Linked DNA regions of Homo sapiens: regions 1 and 3 are each linked to region 2. The links are chromatin contacts, found by Hi-C or POLR2A ChIA-PET in ENCODE. All regions are on one chromosome and are shown on one strand. Each heading gives the region's core, a stretch centred on a gene start or an enhancer-like site at or near the end of the contact. The rest is flanking DNA. Distances are from core to core; before and after follow the strand shown.

The links. A loop is a pair of places that touch in the nucleus more often than their neighbours do. ChIA-PET counts read pairs that join two places held with the same protein, here RNA polymerase II (POLR2A). Pooled maps may share reads with other maps.
Region 1: a loop to region 2 is called in a map of K562, with 2.5 times the contacts of the local background. The contact joins two enhancer-like sites. A Hi-C loop is called at or near these places in 1 of 168 maps with a recorded cell type or tissue (K562) and 1 of 50 pooled maps. POLR2A ChIA-PET finds 5 or more read pairs at or near these places in 1 of 52 experiments (activated CD4-positive, alpha-beta T cell).
Region 3: a pooled map shows a loop between it and region 2 (1.9-fold over the local background). The contact joins two enhancer-like sites. A Hi-C loop is called at or near these places in 2 of 50 pooled maps. POLR2A ChIA-PET finds 5 or more read pairs at or near these places in 4 of 52 experiments (BJ, MCF 10A, WTC11 and 1 more).

Annotation. Positions count from the first base shown.
Region 1 is chr5:138,640,034-138,643,356 of GRCh38, forward strand. No RefSeq gene overlaps it. Among named protein-coding and RNA genes, the nearest start is that of HSPA9, 66 kb to the left of the region's middle. RefSeq lists enhancers at 1,215-1,768, 1,769-2,322, 1,892-1,971, 1,982-2,061. Within about 2 kb of position 1,963, at least 3 of the 41 ENCODE cell types and tissues checked have a DNase peak (open chromatin) inside an H3K27ac peak, as active enhancers do.
Region 2 is chr5:138,973,908-138,977,394 of GRCh38, forward strand. All of the region lies in intron 7 of SIL1 (SIL1 nucleotide exchange factor), which reads right to left. LOC124901079 (a long non-coding RNA gene) reads left to right here. Exons shown (of 2, transcript XR_007058954.1): 2 at 1-2,032. Among named protein-coding and RNA genes, the nearest start is that of LRRTM2, 100 kb to the left of the region's middle. Within about 2 kb of position 1,349, at least 20 of the 41 ENCODE cell types and tissues checked have a DNase peak (open chromatin) inside an H3K27ac peak, as active enhancers do.
Region 3 is chr5:138,667,175-138,670,850 of GRCh38, forward strand. No RefSeq gene overlaps it. Among named protein-coding and RNA genes, the nearest start is that of CTNNA1, 84 kb to the right of the region's middle. RefSeq lists a silencer at 1,570-1,619. Within about 2 kb of position 1,382, at least 4 of the 41 ENCODE cell types and tissues checked have a DNase peak (open chromatin) inside an H3K27ac peak, as active enhancers do.

The DNA.
Region 1 (3,323 bases), core at 713-3,212, 330 kb before region 2:
CCTGAAACCTCCAGGAAGGGGTGGAAAAGCCTCTATCTGTGCTGTCTTTCCACAGAACCAAGGGAGAGGGTGGCCAAGAACTTAGGTGAGAAGAGGCACTGTGGGTGGCGGGGTGGGGTGGGGGCTCATTTCCATAGTTTTGTCCCAGAAGAATGTGCTGGGTATTTTTCCTGCTTTGCCCTGGCCAGGTTTGAAGGAGGAATCCCTGCTGGAGATTGATGTCACAGGCTTGCCTTCCCCTCCCCAGCTTCATCCTTGTGATTTAAAGAAATTATTTGGACATAGAAGTTAATGGAAGTAGGTTGCTAGTGTGTGGGCGAATCCATCACTGTCTCCCAGCATTCCAAGAGTGGATCTGTCTTTCAGGGTGAGATATCCTAGAGCGACTTTCCAAGGTCTGAGAAATAGAGTCTACCTTGGGAGGACAGGGCCGGGGGCATTGTGGACAGGGATTTTAGAAAGCTGGGGTGACTGCACGCTACTTCTAGGGCCTGGCTGGAGGACTTTCTTTACTTATGGGGGAAGGGAGGGAGACGGTATTGGCACGGATGGGGATGCTGCTTCTCTACCTCCGTCCCCAGCTGTCTTCTGCCCCAGGAAGTGGATAGGAAATAGACGGACACATCCCCGCAGTCCACTGCTCAGGATGAGGAGGGCTGATTTTGCAGCTGTCAGTGGCAGTGATGAAAGAGGTGGAGGTGAGGGGAGGAGGGGGTGCTGTTTGATGGAGCAGTGCTGTCGGGGGAAGAGGACTAGCTCCCCTTCCTTCCATTCCCCCATTCTCTCAGCTCAGCACTTCCTGGAGGTAGCATTCTGGGAGGGAGCTGCTTTGAAAGCACAAAGAACTAGTGCTGGAAGGCTGAGGGGTGGGGAGGTGTGAGGAGGAGAAGATAAGTATTCAGGAGGGGGCAGACTGCCCCTCAAGCCCCACACACAGCCAGGCCTTCTCCACAGCCTAAGTATGTGATGTGTGTGTGTATGTGTGTGTGTCCACGCCTACATGTAGTGCGAGCATGGACTTGCAGCTATGAAGTGTTGACAGGGAGAGTGACTAGGGACAATGCAGAAGCTGTTCTCCACCGGGCAGATGGCTCCTCTCAGGTACTTGCTCGGGTCTTCCTCTCTCCACTCCTTCAGTTCTCTCTCCACTCCTTCTCCTTGTTTTGTCTTTCTCCTCCTCAGTTTCTCAGCATCCCCTTTGCTTTCCCCCTCCCTCTCTTCTAGCTGTCATTCAGATGCAGCAAGATGGATTTAAATCAGACTGAAGATCCAATGTGGACTCTATATGGCAAATAAATAAATTAATTAATTTAAAAAAATCAGACTAACGAATAAACTGGGAAAGGGCAGCTGCAGATGGTCCAGGAGAGAGAATCCTGTAGGTTATGGAATGTTAGAACTAAACACCAGAGGAGTCTGCGGGTCTCTTCTGCACCTGTACACAGGAAGCTGGAGGTCCTTTGGGAAACATGTCTCATTGGCTCTGGGGGCAGTTGCTGGGGAGAAGCAGCATCTCCCCTCTTGTGCTTCCCATGGCTGGCTGATCCCCCGACAACACACTCATAGCCCTGAGATAATTGACTGTCTCAGCCCTTTCTTTCTTAGGCTCAGAGGAAGAGCCTGGTCTTTCTACACAGACCATGACTTTTCTCATGAAGCTGGGGACATCTGCAGGCTGGATGGCCTCCAGAGCTCTAGGCATGTGCCCAGAGGCCAGGCTGCCAGGCCCAGGTATGACAGCCTAGGCGTCCTCTCAGGTCGACTGCGCTTTAGACATTCTCCTCCTTGGTCCCTGATCCCCCTTGAGGAAGTCCAGCTCTGATTCAGGCTGTGGCAGTATCGGGGGGCAGCCTAAAGTGAGGACCCTTCTGGTAGGGCCTGCTCCTGCAGCGGCTGTCTTTGGGCATTGTGATTAGAATCTACTTTAATCATTCTTTCTCCCCGCCCCCCACACTGGTTTCAGCCAAACCAGACAGAAGGGGGCGCTCCTGAGTCATCCGAGAAGAGGATTCTGGGCTGATGCCTTAGCCCTGGCTCAGGGAACATCGGAAATTTTGTCTGTTCATCCATCAATCTGAAGGTGACTGGTGCGGTCACCTCGTTCTCTTTCTTCCTTTGCTTTCTTTCTTAAGAGATAGCGTCGGCCTTTCTTAAGAGATAGGGGGTGGTGGCTCACGCCTGTAATCTCAGCACTTTGGGAGGCCAAGGCGGGTGGATCACTGGAGGTCAGGATTTCCAGACCAGCCTGGCCAACGTGGCGAAACCCCGTCTCTACTAAAAGTACAAAATTAGCCAGGCATGATGGCAGGCACCTATAATCCCAGCTACTTGGGATGCTGAGGCTGGATAATCGCTTGAACCTGGCGGGCGGAGGGTGCAGTGAGCTGAGATCACGCCACTTCACTCCAGCCTGGGCGAAAGAGTGAAACTCCATCCCCCCACACCATAAAAAAAAAAGGGATAGTGTCTCACTATGTCATCCAAGCTTGCAGTGGCACGATTATGGCTCACTGCAGCCTCAAACTCCTGGGCTCAAGCCATCCTCTCACCTTAGCCTCCCTAATAACTAGGATTACAAATACGCACCATTACACCTGGTTAATTTTTACATTTTTATTTGTAGAGGTGGGGTCTATGTTGCTTAAGTGGTCTCGAGCTCCTGGTCTTGAGCAATCCTCCTGCCTCAGCCTCCCAAAGTGCTGGGATTACAGGCGTAAGTCACGGCACCCAGCCCCACTCACCTGCAGACTGACAGATGGACAATTTTTTTCTAGCAGGACCAGACAGAGACTTGGAGGAAACACTTTTATGACTTGTCCAGAGACTCCCTGGGCTGGAAGGAATCTGGCCTCTGCCTCTGGGAGATCAGCAAGTGGGGCAAGTCTTTGTCTGGGGCCACGGCCAAGGCTGGCTGGGTCCTAGGCTGGGGACAGTGTAACCCCTGACCATTTGCCAGCCCCCAGTAGCTCACCCTGGTCTGACTGTCTTGGCAGAGCTGAATGTCCCAATTTTCTTCAGAACTTTTTCCCAGGTTAATCTGTGTTGCTATTGCCCATGACCTGCTCACCACCTTCTTCATCATGAAAAAAAAAATGGCTTTCTCTCTTTCTCCCAGATCTCACAGTCCTCTGTGACTCTTCCTGGCCCCATCAGATGGGGATGGGCTGAGCCTAGAGTACTGAGCTGGTCGGCAGGGTGCAGCACATTCCTTACCTGGAGCTGACACTGTTAGGACTTTCTTCCCAGTTGTCTTCTTCGGGCTTCCTCCTCCCCACCCTGTCACCCCAAAGCCTCCCACACTTGGGAGTTTCTCCTTCCAGTAA
Region 2 (3,487 bases), core at 99-2,598:
AAAATATATGTGCAATATAAATTTATATATAAATCTTTACCCATTTACTTTTTATATGAATGGATCACGCTTCTACACATGCTATTTTCAATGTAGAGACCCTACTCTCCAGAAAGAAGAGGCTCCTCAGGTCTCTCCGTGCACCCCTTGATATCAAATTGAGCAGCAAACAGAAGAGAACAGGGGTGGCTGGTCATATTTTAAAAGACTCCAGGATACACTAACATTCCAGAACCAAAAGCTAAATCCAAAGAGCTCCTCAGGAAAGCGTGAACTCGGCTGCAACGGGGTCTCTCTCTACAGGCCAGGGAGAGGGAAGGCAGCCTTTATAAACCGTTCCTCTTGGGCTCTCCTGCCTGTGGCTGTTAGCTTCACCTCCCCCAACTTGCCATCTGAGGGCCTTCATTCTTCACTGTCATGCCTGTCACCACCTCTGTCCTCCCCCTTTGGGCCTGCTCTACAGCCTCCGCACTGCTCTGAAACATCACCACTGGCAGGACTGTGCAACTGAGAACAACAGGAGATGACCTCACGGCCTTTACATTCTAATGCCAGCTCCCAATTACTTGTACTGTTGAATAATTGAAAGAGGAGAATAATCCACTCAGCTGATTTGGGAAGCCAGCCAGGCACACAGATTATCTCAGAGTGAATTATTCACACTAGGGATAATTGGGAGTTGCCCAAACTTCTATTTGTAGTTCAGGCATCACGTGGAAGAACATTCGGTATGGAAAGTATGAAAGCTGGAGAGGGAAGGAGCCCCTGTTTCCGGGCCTGGGTTTCCTTTATGTTGCTTGGGAAGTCAATGCTCCTCTCTCGGTCTCACTCAGAGTCGGTGAGCACAATGATGATGATGATATTAACATTAACAATATTTTAGTGACAGCTCTTGCTGTATTTCCTTACAATGTGCTGTGTTCTGTGCTATGAGCTTCATGTGTATCATCCTACATTATCTCATTTAATCCTCACATGAGTCTGTGAAGCACCACTGTCTTCTTCATCTCTGAGCTGAGGAAGCTGAGGCTTAGGTTAAGTAACTTGCCCAGAGATATACAGCAACAAGCTGTATGTCCATCCATAGACCAGGATCTTACTCAAGAAGTTCTTTTGCCACACACCTCTTACCTCTCCCACTTTTAAGAGTCTTCCTTACACAAGACATAAAACTGTAAAGGATAAAAACACCCCATTTTTAGTATAATACTGTCTACTCTCATCTTGAAATTACTGGATTTCAAGGTAAGAAAAATGGCTCCCTCCTCTGAAGGTTGGCAAGAAGCCTATAGGAAGGGGCTGGTCAGCTGGTCAATCCATTTCGAGAAATCCAGTGTCTGGAAGCACAAGCCACTGGCAGACTTCCAGAAGAGCTCAGCCTTCTCTCATGATCAAAGACTCAAAAATGAAACCACTGTCCTCCCCCTGACACGCCACCACTTCAGCCAAGAGGCAGCTACTGAGCTGGGCAGCTCAGCACCGTGAGGCCAGAGCATGGGGGAAGGGCATAGGCTCAGTGAGCTGCAAGGAACACCTGCCTCAGACAAGGGTCCATGAGGTGACTGACTGTCCCTGCATGTGTGGGGTCTCCTTCCACAGTGCCTAGGACAGAGTCCCCAGATACTAGGTGTGGTGCCAGTCTCCAGCACGGTCACCGGCGATCCCCACCAGCGATCCCAGCCTTTGTGTTGGTGCCTCCCACATTAACTATAGATGATCTATGTGACCAAAAGAATAAAGAGGAAGTGATGATGTCGAATTCTAAGGCTAGGCCACAAAAAGAACTGAAGTTTCCATCTTGCTGTCCTATGTTGTTCACTCTGGGGGAAGCCATGGGGAGACCTGCACAGCCCTGTGGAGAAACTCACAGAGAGAGAAACCGAGGCCTCTCACCAACAACTGGCACCAACCAGCCAGGCGTGTAAACTGGAAGCAGATTCTCATACCCAGTCAACACCCTGCCTACATTTCCAAATTCCTGACCCAAAGAAACAGAAAAATAATAAACTATTACTGTTGTTTTAACCCACTACATCTGAGAATAATTTGTTATACAACAACACATAGCTAATAAACTGGACAAGAGGGAAAAGAGCTGCTTCACAGCATTGTTTCCAGAAGTGTGACGTATCCATAGAAGAACCAAACCTGGTGTCAGGGCCAGAGGCCACCAAAGGCCCTGACTAAGCCCCTAAGGTCTTAGAACACTATATGAGAAAAAACAATGACCTTCACGGCCCAGATATTCCAGCCCTCCAGTCAAGGAAAAGCTTGCAGAAAATATTCACGATGCCCATACCTCTGCCTCCAGTCAGGATGACAATAACAACAATATTAGAAGCTACCATTACTGAATGCTTACTATGTGCCCGGTGCATGCTCAGTATTCTTATATTACCTCTCTTTTTTTTTTTTTTTTTTTTGAGGCGGAGTCTCACTCTGTCACCCAGACTGGAATGCAGTGGCACGATCTCAGCTTACTGCAACCTCTGCCTCCTGGGTTCAAGTGATTCTCCTGCTTCAGCCTCCCAAGTAGCTGGGATTACAGGCACGCGCCACCATACCTGGCTAATTTTTTGTATTTTTAGTAGAGACGGGGTTTTGCCATGTTGGCCAGGCTGGTCTCAAACCCCTGAGCTCAGGAGATCCACCCGCCTCAGCCTCCCAAAGTGCTAGGATTAACAGACTTGAGCCACCACGCAGGCCATTACCTCCCTTATTCTTCATTGCAATCCTCAGAGGAAGCACATAGTAGGGACTCAATAAATATTTGCTAAATGAGTAAATAAACCACCATTAGGAGTTCGTCTCTATAACTGATCTATGTCCTTTTGGTATAATTTCAACTTTCTATATTACGTATTACTTTAACGTTTGAAAAGCTTACACTGAGAATGTATTACTTAAATAGAGGAAACAATATATATGAAATTAAAAAAAAAATTTGTAGGGCAAGCAAAGCTCTAATCATTATGTGCCATCCATCACGTTTCCCAGAGAAGTGCACCTCCATCCTGAGCTGACTCTCTGAGAGCTTCTCACACATCCTGAGCTTCTCACACAGCTTCTCAAGAGCTACCTGGATCCACTAGAAAGCCCATTCACACAGCACCCTGTGTTGCTTGACCCTCCAGATTGTCCTCCAACTCAGAGGAAGGAAGTAGGTATGCTGCTAGCTGGTGGAAGTGGCAGGATTGCTCTACTCGTCTCAGGACCAGGTGCCATGGCCAAAGACAGCCCCAGCAATTGAAAATCAGGCAGACATCACGGTCCTGAGTCTGGACAGCCACAATCTTATGATGAGAGTAGCCACAAACATGGAGAGACATGAAGCTTTCTGACTCTATATCCTAATCTGGGGAACAATAATCTTCCCAGTTATGAAGCACTATCATGGCCATCAGATCTACCACCCAAAATCCTGATGAGAGGAGGTGACTTGAACTAGATACCAGGAAGAGCTTCCTACTATCAGAGATTTAAGATA
Region 3 (3,676 bases), core at 132-2,631, 310 kb before region 2:
GGGGCAACTGTTTCAGCTGCTGTAATCTTGGTGGACTGTCAATGAAGGCTACCTCCATTCCCTGGCTAAGGGATTGGCATGTGACCCAAGCTAGGCCAATCAGATGCTCTCTCCTCCTTGAATCCTTTTTTTTTTTTAAATAGAGATGGGGCTGGGCGTGGTGGCTCATGCCTGTAATCCCAGCACTTTGGGAGGCCAAGACAGGAAGATCACCTGAGGTTAGGAGTTTGAGACCAGTCTGGCCAACATGGTGAAACCACATATCTACTAAAAATACAAAAATTAGCCAGGCGTGGTGGCAAGCGCCTGTAATCCCAGCTACTAGGGAGGATGAGGCAGGAGAATTACTTGAGCCTGGGAGGCAGAGGCTGCGGTGAGCAGAGACTGCACTCCAGCCTTGGCAACAAAGTGAGACTCTGGTTAAAAATAAATAAATAAATAAATAAATTAATTAATTAAGTAAGTAAAATAGAGATGGACTTTCGTTCTGTTGCCCAGGCTGATCTCAAATTCCTGGGCTCAAGGGACCCTCTCACCTCAGCCTCCCAAAGTGCTGGCATTACAGACATAAACCACTGTGCCTGGCCACCTCCTTGAATCTGAAATGGAATGACATGAAAATGGGACCCAGTGTAGTGGCTCACACCTGTCATCTCAGCACTTTGGGAGGACTAGGCAGGAGGATTGCTTGAGGCCAAGAGTTCAAGACCAGCCTGGGCAACATAGCAAGACCTGTCTCTATGAAAGAAAGAAAGAAAGAAAGAGAGAGAGAGAGAGAGAGAGAGAGAGAGGAAGGAAGGAAGGAGAGAAAGAAAGAAAGAAAAGAAAGAAAGAGAAAGAAAGAAAGGAGAAAGAGAAGGAAGGAAGGAAAGAAAGAAAGAGAAAGAAAGAAGGAAGGAAGGAAGGAAAGAAAGAAAGAAGGAAGGATGGAATTAATGTATCCCCAAGGCGGCACCATAAAGGGATTGTTCCATAGCCCTTGATTTCAATGTCCTGCTTCCTCCTATTTCTGGGACAGCCTCTTTAGCATTTTCTTTGATTCTGTGAGCCACCCTCATTTCTTTCTAATACGATCATTTTTTGCTTAAGTTAGCTAGAGTTTTTCTGTTGCTGGAAACCAAAGCCTCCTCACCCATACAAATTTCACCTTCTTAGAGGAGCAGAGGGATATGCCCCTGTGGTGGGCTCATATTTGGAGTCTCTGGCAGGGGTTCAAATCTCACCTGGTCCTGGAATGAGAGGAAAGAGAGCCCTGCTGCTAGTGGGTGCTGTCACACCTCGCCTCAGGCCAGTCTTTGTGGCCAGTTTTGCCAGGATCCACTCCCAGCCTAACCTCCAGGTCTCAACACTGAGCCCACAGCCTGAAATAGCTAAGTTTACCCCCATGACTCCCTATCACAAGTGCTACAAATGGCTCAGGCTGGTGTCATGGTTATTTTCCACAAATAGCCATCTCATTCCTGTGCTGTGCCCTTGCTCGTGGTGTTCTGGGACACCTTATCTCAGGGTAAGCTGGGCCCCCCGTGCCCTCTGCCCCGGCCCCTCCCGTGCCTTCAGACCTTAGGCCACATCCTGCCTCTTCTGAACCAACACTTCACTGGGTTCCCTCTGATGTGGGATGGGCAGAGCAAGTGATTTGTGTGGTTGAGCTCTGTTTCCTTTGTAGACTTTAGTCTTTGAGGACTTGACTACAAGCTCCAAGTGCCTTGTTACTTTTCTTGCTTGGACCTCAGTGTCAAGCAGGAGGCTGGGCACACAGTGAATGATCATGTTGATTTCTCCACCCATAGTTTGAAAATTGTTCCCACCCTGTGATTCATATTCTTCATTCATTCATTTACACATTTATCAAGCACCTACTAAGTGTGGGTTCTGCCCTAAGTGCTGGAGGTACACACTGAATAAAACATAGCCGAGGAATTCAGTCTCATGGTGAAGATTTATTGAGAATTAATTGTAGCAGAATGACCTATTGAGGAAATAACCATGTCTAGTTTTTCTCAGCTGCAGGCTCACCTAAAAAGAATGAAAGGCATTTCATCCCTGGGGCGAGGGGCAGGAGAGAACCAGGCTTCATGTCCTTGAAGTGTGGACTTTCTTGACCCCCATGAGGATTGGTGTAGTTCAGAGTAGAAAAGAGAAGCTGCAAGCAGCAGGATACCCAGAAGACAACTTCCAAACAGACGTTTTAAACAAAGATTAGGATTGGAGGCTTAATGCTTCCCAGATTAAAGTGGGATGGTCTCAACTCAGGAGGGTTAGTTGGAACTCTCAAGATCAGAAAGGGAATGAAGGTATGAATTCCATCGATGGCAGAAACCTGCACTCATGAGGATGCATCCTCTGAGATGGGAGGACCTAGGAGGAAGAATATTTGGGTGACCACATGTGTGATAATAATAATAGACAGCATTTAGTGCATACTTACTGTGCGCCAGGAGGCACTGTGTTAAGCATGTTGTACGTATTCACTTATTTCTCACAAGAACCCTGTGAAGTAGGTACTATCATTGTTTCCATTTGACAGATAAGGCAAAGAAAGATTAAGTGAACTTCCTAAGGTTATGGATCCAAGAATCAAACCCAGGCGATCAGATTTCACTGAGGGCCATGTATGCCTATGAGGGCTGAGCACAAAGGGCTATAGTTTTGGGAGCCTTTGTTCTCAAAGGACACCATGACTGAACTTGTCACAGAGGAGGTGGGGCTGCAGCCCCCACCTGCAGATGTGCTTCACAACCAGGCCGGGCATACATATTAGCTGTGGCAACTGGCCACAGCCGATGGCCAGTACTGAAGGACATGGTAATCTTGGTAAGAAGGGGCTTGTATCAGTTAACCATAGTCCCAGTAATGAGTGCGGTAGAACAATCACAAAATTTCAGCAGCATACAACAGTGTTTATTTAGTGCATGTGTTTGGGGACCAGCTGGGGTTCATTGCTATAGGCCAGCTTTGGCTGGCATGGGTTGGCACCACTCTATGTGTCCCTCATCCTCCTTTCATGACCAGCAGGCCAGCCAGGGGACATTCATGGAGATGGCAGAAGTACCCCAGCAACAGTCCCAGTGTGCACGCCCATTTTAAACCTCTGCTCATGTCACATCTGCTAAAATACTGCTGCTCATGGCAAGTCACATGGCTGAGCCGAGGCAAGGTATGGAGAAATCCACCCTGCTCACAGTTACTGGGTAAAGAATGTGGATAGATAACCCTATTACCCAGGAGGGGGTGAAGAGATGGAAGCAAAATCTAGCATTCCACAAAACTTAAACTGGATTTAATTTTGATTTCAAGAGAGAATGAAATGCTACGTTATGTTGTGGAGCAGTTCATGCTTGTTATAAAATCTATCTTCGGGGACCACAAATTTTACCATGAGAATATTTAAATTTTAGTTTTTATTTTAGTGAAAATCTTAAAATAACTTTTAGCAAGAACATATTTTGGGTGGTCTAGAACAGCGGTCCCCAACTTTTTTGGCATCAGGGACTGGTTTCGTGGAAGACAATTTTTCCACAGACGGAGGGAGGTTTTAGGATGAAACTGTACTCAGGCATTAGATTCTCATAAGGAGCGCACAACCTAGACCCCTCGCCTGTGCAGTTCACGATAGGGTTCGCGCTCCTATGAGACTCTAAGGCCGGTTGGAGCGTGGCTCACGCCTGTAATCCCA